2 separate regions of the Homo sapiens genome follow, and region 1 is linked to region 2. A link is an interaction called in ENCODE POLR2A ChIA-PET data of the cell type or tissue named here. Cell type or tissue: PC-9. All regions are shown on one strand. Links, peaks and the distances in the headings refer to the core of each region. The heading gives the core; the rest is flanking DNA. Region 1 overlaps ERC1 (ELKS/RAB6-interacting/CAST family member 1). Region 2 overlaps ERC1 (ELKS/RAB6-interacting/CAST family member 1).

Evidence for each region. Peaks named below come from ENCODE experiments on the same cell type or tissue, not always from the same donor. Only the 100,000 strongest peaks of a DNase experiment are listed, where the experiment ranks them.
Region 1: POLR2A ChIA-PET joins it to region 2 with 18 read pairs; 3 of 35 experiments call an interaction of 5 or more read pairs at or near these places.

Annotation. Positions count from the first base shown.
Region 1 is chr12:1,166,765-1,171,159 of GRCh38, forward strand. The region is part of intron 8 of ERC1 (ELKS/RAB6-interacting/CAST family member 1); the gene reads left to right. Among named protein-coding and RNA genes, the nearest start is that of ERC1, 180 kb to the left of the region's middle. In PC-9, for the core only: no CTCF peak of the experiment used is centred there; no DNase peak of the experiment used is centred there.
Region 2 is chr12:1,440,745-1,445,139 of GRCh38, forward strand. It overlaps ERC1 (ELKS/RAB6-interacting/CAST family member 1), which reads left to right. Exons shown (of 19, transcript NM_178040.4): 18 at 3,818-4,006. Among named protein-coding and RNA genes, the nearest start is that of LINC00942, 58 kb to the right of the region's middle. RefSeq lists an enhancer at 1,347-1,846. In PC-9, for the core only: no CTCF peak of the experiment used is centred there; no DNase peak of the experiment used is centred there.

The DNA.
Region 1 (4,395 bases), core at 256-4,255, 270 kb before region 2:
TTTCAGCTGGATGAATGTAGAAACTTGTTCTATCAGCATTATTATGGAGACAATAGAAGTGGACCTGAGAGAATATAGCCTTTGGATAAATGCTTAATTTTCAAGTGCTAAGGTGTAATATAAATGGACATATGCAAAGGCTTATATTGTAATATTTTTACATCATGGAAATAATTTTGACTCATTAAACATTATTTCTTTGGGCTTTTAAGTAACTTAGTGAATAATTTGAGGATCTGTGCTTATCTGTGTCGTTTCTCATCTGTTGTTAATACGCCACATTAATGTTCTCAGAGTCTTGCAAGTTCTAGTTGAGTGTTTTGACCGAGCACACATTTTAAACTTGAAAATTGATAATTATCAAGTCAATAAGGAAGGGTCAGATCCCTCTTCTGACAAAGATTGTTCTTAGTTGTTTCTCAGGAGATCCTGTAGCAGGAACTTGTCAGAGTAGTAAATACACAGACACATATCTAGAAAAAGACAAAAGATTTAGGGAAAAGTGCCTGGTCGCAGTTTTAAAGCAGAGTCAATATTTTCTTCTGCTTAAAAACTGCTTATAACTTGACATAAATTCTCTTACATTGCATTCTCATCTGTGGGAATGGCTGTTTGGTTAGATGCCCAGGTATCTGTCAACTCTAGTTGAGAAATTGAAGTAACTAACCACGTGAAGAAGTTATTAAATCAGACTCTGATGAAGCAGCCTTTTATGCTCTTCCTTTTTCCTGCTACACCAGTATGTATATCCTAACCAGAAAATAGCTTCAAGAATCAGACATCTATTTTGTTCTTTATCTGTTTTATCTTCCTGTAATTGTCAGACTTCCTCAATTTTTTCTCCTAATGATTTTTTTTTCCTAAAGGAGTTTTTCAGATTAGAAAAATCATGTAATTTTACAGAGAAAAATTTGCAAAATTCTATAAGATCTTTGGGCTTCTTTTTTCTTTTCTTTTTTTTTTTTTTTCCGAGATGGAGTCTCGCTCTGTTGCCCAGGCTGGAGTGCAGTGGCGTGATCTCAGCTCACTGCAACCTCCGCCTCCTGGGTTCCAGCAGTTCCCCTGCCTCAGCCTCCTTAGTACTCGGGACTACAGGCGCGCGCCACCACACCCTGCTAATTTTTTATTTTTACTGCAGACGGGGTTTCAGCATGTTGGCCAGGATGCTCTCGATCTCCTGACCTTGTGATCCACCCACCTTGGCCTCCCCAAGTGCTGGGATTGCAGGCGTGAGTCACCGCGCCCCGTCAGCCTTTGGGCTTCTTATATACAGTGCATATAGGTAAGAAACTGACATTTGGATTTGTTTCATTGCATCCCATTCAGGCTGAACTCTGCCTTATACACAGCAAATTTGGTATTTTTATTTTTTTTGAGACAGGGTCTCATTCTGTCACCCAGGCTGCCGTGTAGTGGTGCGATCGTGGCTCACTGCAGCCTCAACTTCCTGGGCTCAGGTGATCCTCCTACCTCAGTGCTGCAAGGAACTAAGACTACAGTTGTACAGCACCATGCCTGGCTGACTGTTAATAGTTTTTGTAGTAGAGATGGGTTTCGCCATGTTGCTTAGGCTAGTCTCAAACTCCTGGGATCAAGTGATCTACCCGCGTCAGCCTTATGAAGTGCTGGGATTACAGGTGTGAGCCACTGCACTGGCCAAATTTGGCACTTCTATAAAGCAGCTAAGCAAACAACTTTAAATGAAGTGACTGGTCTTTTTTTTTTTTTTTTTTTTTGGAGGAGGAGTCTTGCTTTTGTCGCCTAGGCTGGAGTGCAATGGCGCAATCTTAGCTCACTGCAACCATCGCCTCCCAGGTTCAAGCAATTCTCCTGCCTCAGCCTCCCGAGTAGCTGGGATTACAGGTGCCCACCACCACACCCGGCTAATTTTTTTGTATTTTTAGTAGAGATGGGGTTTTGCCATGTTGGTCAGGCTGGTCTTGAACTCCTAACCTCAGATGATCTGCCCGCCTCGGCCTCCCAAAGTGCTGAGATTATAGGCGTGAGCCATCGTGCCGGCTGTGACGGGTCATTTTAAACAACATTCTGGATTCTTGAAAAGAATGCCACCGATTAATAATTTGTAACTTCTCTTATGCTTTTGACAGTCTGATGAAAGCTATGGGCTTTCTCCAGGTAAAAGTGTGCATAGTTCATTTGTGTGAACTGAGATATAATATACACCTTAAAGTTTATCCATGAACTTCTGATTAAAAACACCCACCTTTCACCATGACATGGTGAAGAAAAAAATAATCAGAAACACTCACCATCTATGGAACAACCAAGTTGGTGATATACACTGGTTTCTAGGTTTTACAAAATCATAAAATATGTGTATGGTTCAAATACAACAGAAATTCATGGCAACTACAATTTCATGTTAATTATAATTTAACTAGAAAGAGTGTAGCTGTTGGGTATGGTGGATGCTGCGATGATCGATGCAACCTAGGTCTCTCCTGATTGTTGAAGGACTTATTTCCCCAGATCGCTGGAAGTGTTATCAACAGAAAGCCCTCCACTTTCCCTAGAGATTGTCTTAGCTAAAGACACCACCTTGCCCGAGGGCAAGCCCCCTCCCATGGACATCCAGTGATTGATCCTTATGAGGTGCCATGGTTTGAATTCCTTCCCCCTACTTGGGACAACAGCTTCAGAGCTCCTCGTGGGGTTGTCAGAATCCTTTGGGACTTCGTGGCAGCTGAATCGCTCCCTCTGTACAATCCTCATTTTTCTCCTCCTATCTACTGACTCCGATCCCAAAGAGCACCGTCTAATAAACTTCTTGCATAATAATGTCTGTCTCAGGGTCTGCTTTCCGGGAAACCCAGTCTTGGGTAGAATACAGGGTAGGATATGAGTGCAAGTCAGCATCTTTCAACCCATAAAAGTAGACCTGGCGAAAATAAAAATTCAATGAGATGAACTTGAATTTAAATTAAAAATAAGTGAAACATCTCATCATATTTCCTTCACACCTTATATTCAAGTAGTTTTTCAGAGTCTTGGTTTCTTTGAATTTATTTGTGTCTCTCAGTCTTTCTTTGAAGAAAGACTCCCCAAATCTCTGAAAGCTTGGTTTGTTTGGTTACACATTATGAACTTGTGAAAGGTGTGGGTTAAATAATACAGTTGCTTACATGCCCCAAAGAAACCCCTAGAGGTTTTCTATGTTGGCAGGTGAATATGATAAGAGAATCTCCTTTTGCTAAGATTTCTTGGACTGTATTTAGAAAATATTTGGTTTTGGCATTATCATTAAAATTGTAGATGTCCATTCTAAATATATGAAAAGTATGGAAAAGCTATAAAAAGAAAAAAATCTGTGTAAAAATAAACTTCTCCTCACTTGAAATTGGTATAATATTACACTTACTTTTTGGTGACCTGTCTTATTCATGTAATAGTGTATAATAAACAAGTTTTTGTATCCTTAATTCTCAAGAATATGAATTGTAATGGTATAATATTCTTTCCATCCAGTGGATAGACCATATTTAATTTGGCTAGCCTTTTATTGTTAAGTGTTTAATTATTCCCAATTTTTAAATTATTACAATACAATGGATTTTTTTAAAAAATTAAGCCTCTTGTGCCTGCTTTAGTTTTTAAAAAAATATTGGATCTCTCATCACTAAAATGTAGTGAACTGAGACTAGGCTACCTAGACAGCCACTGTAACTGAACAACTTCAAGGGAAGCCATTCACATCGATGATGTGAATTGAGGGCCTCAGTGAAATCTCATCATTGCTACTGCCACAGAAGGATTGCCGTTGTGGATTTATGTGCCCTCTTTGTCTTTTGAGCAATTTTAGCACAGGGAGGTCTGTCAATTTTTTATATATGCTGACTAGATAGAAAAAGAAGGGTTTGAGCTATTTTCCATAATTATCTACCAGGCAGATCTTGACTGGCAGTGACCTTTGGTCTTACCAGCTTTTGTGTCATTGTATCCAGTTGTTCTAATGCGAGAGGCCCCTAGTTCCATGATCTGTACCATGAGCAAATCTGTCAAGGAACTTTCTTTCCTACCAGCAATTAATAAAATCTACCTGGAGCAGTGGACTCTGAAAATATATTTTCTTAAGGGCTATACCATTCCTGTATAATTAAATTTGAACAGTTTTAAAGATAAAATATAGTAGTATTCTGGTGAAGTTTATTACTTTTTAAATGTTCTCATCTTCCTTAGAAGAATATTGTTATATTTTATAATTGAAAGAGATGTTACTAGTCTTTTGTTTTACAGTTAAAGTGATGAGAAAGATTAAGCAATTTGCTCAATGCCACGTAACTAGTCATTCATTGCAATAATTCACTCCATGATCTGTACTATGAGAGAACAACACAACTGACAGGGAAACCCAACCAAGGAAGTGTTACTTGCTAC
Region 2 (4,395 bases), core at 240-4,239:
TCAAGCAATTCTTAATGCCTCAGCCTACTGAGTAGCTGAGACTACAGGTGCGCACCACACCCAGCTACTTTTCATATTTTTAGTAGAGACAAGGTTTCACTGTGTTGGCCAGACTGCTCTCGAACTCCTGTCCCCAAGTGATCCACCCACCTTGCCCTCCCAAAGTGCTGGAATTACAGGCATGAGCCACCACACCTGACCTCAGCCTTATTTTTTAAGTTTTCGATTGGACTCTGAAATTTTTCAGAATACCAGATGCCATCATGTTTATTTAATCAATTAGCCATCAGCATAAAATGCATTTAAATCTGTTTGAAAATTTTTTTTTTTTTTGAGACAGATCTTGCTGCAATGCCCAGCCTGGAGTGCAATGGTGCGATCTCGGCTCACTGCAACCTCCCCTTTTCAGGTTCAAGCAATTCTCCTGCCCCAGCCTCCCAAGTAGCTGGGATTACAGGCATGCGCCACCATGCCTGGCTGATTTTTGTATTTTTTTAGTAGAGATGGGGTTTCACCGTATTGGCCAGGCTGGTCTCGAACTCCTGACCTTAAGTGATCTACCCGCCTCAGCCTCCCAAAGTGCTGGGATTACAGGCATGAGCCACCGTGCCCGGCTGAAATTGATTGTTTATTAAGAATAAGGATCTAAAAAGTCAGCATCCGCAGTCATAGTGGTTGTAGGAGTGAGCTAATAATATCTTTTTAAATTCTGTTTTACTATAAGGAATTTGACCTTCTCAATATGACCATTTATCACATTGCCCCCTTTCTTCGTGGTCATACTTTTTTCTGCCAGTTTTGTCAGTCAAAAGTAATTACCTAAGATAAGCAGCTCTTTCAGCCTTTGCAGCCCAGATGTGGCATTTGTGATGGCAGCTCTATACCCACAAACATGCGCGTGTGCACCAAAAGAATGGGAATAAATTGCACAAATCCAGTGAAAATCCCAAAGGTGATTTTTTTAAATCAATGTATTCATGAAAGAAGATAGAGAAAACCAAGCTTTTAAAAAATGAGGAATGAAATAGGGATATGTTACTTGGCATCATGGGGGTGTAGTAACAGAACCGTGATGAGACGGTTTCGTCATTGGCGCACAGAGTGTGCTTGCATTTAAAGTAATTTTACCTTTGAAGACTGCACCTGGAATCCTTTGTAAATTTTCCACAATGAGTATACTTTTTGTTGTTGTTGTTGTTTTGAGACAGAGTCTCACTCTGTCGCCCTGGCTGGAGTGCAGTGGTGTGATCTCTGCTCACTGCAGCCTCCGCTTCCCGGGTTCAAGCGATTCTCCGGCCTCAGCCTCCCACATAGCTGGGATTACAGGCGCACGCCACCATGCCCGACTAATTTTTGTATTTTTAGTAGAGACAGGGTTTCACCATGTTGGCCAGGCTGCTCTCAAAATCCTGACCTCACGTCATCTGCCCACCTTGGCCTCCCAAAGTGCTGAGTTTACAGGCATGATCCACCATGCCCGACCACAAGTATACATGTATGCCCAGAAATAAAATACAATATTTTTGAAAAGTTGGTATTGTTTGCAAAAAACTATCCAGCTCCCCCACTCTAAATTCTCTACTTGATTGAAACACTGTCTTCCTTCTGTGACTGGCTGTGTTGACATGCCTGTCATAGGTAGGAAATTCCAGCCCAGAACTGGTACCGTAAACCTGCTGATTAGGAGTCTCTTACAGAGCCCAGCAGCCTTCCACAGCAGAACTTTGGTGTTTATCGTTTATCCTTAGAGAGAGAGAGAGAATTTTAAAAACAAAAGTAATGCTAAATTGATTAATTTTCTCTGGTTTGTCTAGCCAGGCTCCAGCTTCTGTGTAATATACTGTATAGGCCTAAACTGAACTCTGATCTTTTTAGCAAGCTGAAGATTGTTTTAGCCACTAAGCCCTTGCTCTTTATTCTCTTTTAATTATTTCCTGGAAATAGTATTAGAAACAAAGGAAATGTGCTATATGTATTATGCAGCCATGAAAAACATAGTTTCGGTCATATATAATGTAGTGAACAGTACTGACAATATAATGTTAAATAGATAATGTATCAAGCAAAATGTGAGGTGTGATACTGTTAGAAGCTGATTTATATAAATTTATTAAAAGACTTGGCAGGAAAATTTCCAAAATGTTACAAATGATTACTTCTTTTTTATTTTTTTTTATTTTTTTGAGACAGTCTCGCTCTATCGCTCAGGCTGGAGTGCAGTGGTGTGATCTCGGCTCACTGCAAGCTCCACCTCCCGGGTTCACACCATTCTCCTGCCTCTGCCTCCCGAGTAGCTGGGACTACAGGCACCCGCCCAGTTAATTTTTTGTATTTTTAGTGGAAACGGGGTTTCACCATGTTAGCCAGGATGGTCTCGATCTCCTGATCTCATGATCTGCCCTCCTCAGCCTCCCAAAGTGCTGGTATTACAGGCGTGAGCCACCACACCCGGCCAAATAATTACTTCTTGATGGAAGTGTATGCAAAAGTCTTATTTCCTTTATATTTTTCTTTTTTCCCCCAATTTTTTGGAGTAAAATATATATTGTTTTCATAATAAAAACATAAAACTTTATTTCTTAAAAAAACTCTTGTTGAAAAAGAAATAAAGGAACGTGGCAGGAGCAGTCCTCTGAGGGGGTCCAAGGAGGAATCAGTGTTACTGTGGAAAGTAATACCAGGCCTTGCTTCTGTTGACTTGAAGATTATTGAGCTCCCAATTCATTAGTTAGGCCAGAGGTGTCCTGTTCATGAAAATTGCCAGGCCGGTGACATGCAACAGGTGCAGACCTGCTGTGTGAGCCCTGGGAACACACTGAGATCTGCCAGCGTTTTGGCGGTGCTTCGCAGTGCTCACAGCTGCTGTGTGTCAAGCAGGGGCTGCTCTAATGCTTCAGTGTTCTGTGATGGTGAGGTCTGGCCCCACTCTCTTCCTCAGCACTCCAGGCTTTGACCAGCTACCAAATACCTGGCCAGACTATTGTCACGAGAGCTGCCAAATGAAATCCTGGGGCAGGAGTCATCAGTCATTTAGTGTGCTTCCAGAAGGAATCAAAGGAGTAGCTGTTCAAGCAGGGGAAAGGAATGAGAAAAGAAAAAACGTAGAGCAAGTCTGTTACTTAAGAAAAACACAGAACCAATGTTACAACTAAGAATTTCAGAGTCCTTGGCTGTGAGTCAGGTGTTTGGTGTTATATAGGGATTTATCAGTCACTGGTTCAGAAGAATATCGGATAACCTCTGTGAAATAAATGAGAAGAGCATAAGCCAGGATGAGACAGAATTCGTAATGAGTTCCCTCATCACATCTCTTGGCCAAGAAAAACATGCACTTTCTCCAGAGGCAGAATTTTTCTTCCATTCTAGGAGGTGGAGGAACACTTGGAGTATATGTAGTCCAGGCTTTCAGATGAGCAGTTTCACTAGCAGTTTTTTGTAATCTACTCATAAATAAGTGAAAAGAGAAACTGTGAGGTAACTGGAGTCTTTCTGTATCAGGAATAGCATCTCTGTAAAAACAAGTTAGTCCTGTGCTTAATTCCTGCCTCGATACAGAGCTGTCCGTCTGGTGTGAATATATGAAGCCAGCGTTCTCTTCCTGTCTCCCAGAAGGGCGGCTGCGTGTGACAGCGTAAATGTGTGACAGTATGTGAAAATGTTTCTGTAATCCTGAAGATTTCAGTAGTGATTAGAAGAGCTTTAGTCTTTGGTCAATTTTCTTTGACTTGGAAAGCATAAAGAATATTTGAACCTCTCATTTCAGACTGACCTTGACTTTCCTCATTTTATTTTATTTTATTTTATTTTTTTGCCTTAGATCATCCAGCCCCTCTTAGAACTTGACCAAAATAGAAGTAAATTAAAGTTGTACATTGGACACCTGACAACCCTCTGCCATGACCGAGACCCCCTGATCCTCCGTGGACTCACTCCACCAGCTTCCTATAACTTGGACGATGACCAGGCGGCTTGGGAGAATGAGCTGCAGAAGATGACCCGGGGGCAGGTGAGCCTCTCACTCAAACTTTGAAAAGAGCCTGTGAAAATCCAGTTGCTGTGTAGGTTGATGCAGTGGGGGCTACCTTGGGGAATCCAGTTGCCGTGTAGTTGATGCAGTGGGGGCTACCTTGGGGAATCCCGTTGCTGTGTAGGTTCATGCAGTGGGAGCTACCTTGGGGAATTCCATGTTTAGATTCAAGATTTGGGGGGTGGGGAGGGGTTTCCAGATATAATTTTTAAACTGATTTTTAATTGATTTTTTACTGTTTTATTTTTTTAATTCACCAATTAAAAATGTATGTTTCTCATGTACAACATGTAATTTTGAAATATGTATACATTGTGGAATGGCTAAATAGAGCTAACATATACATTCCCTCACATACTTTCCATTTT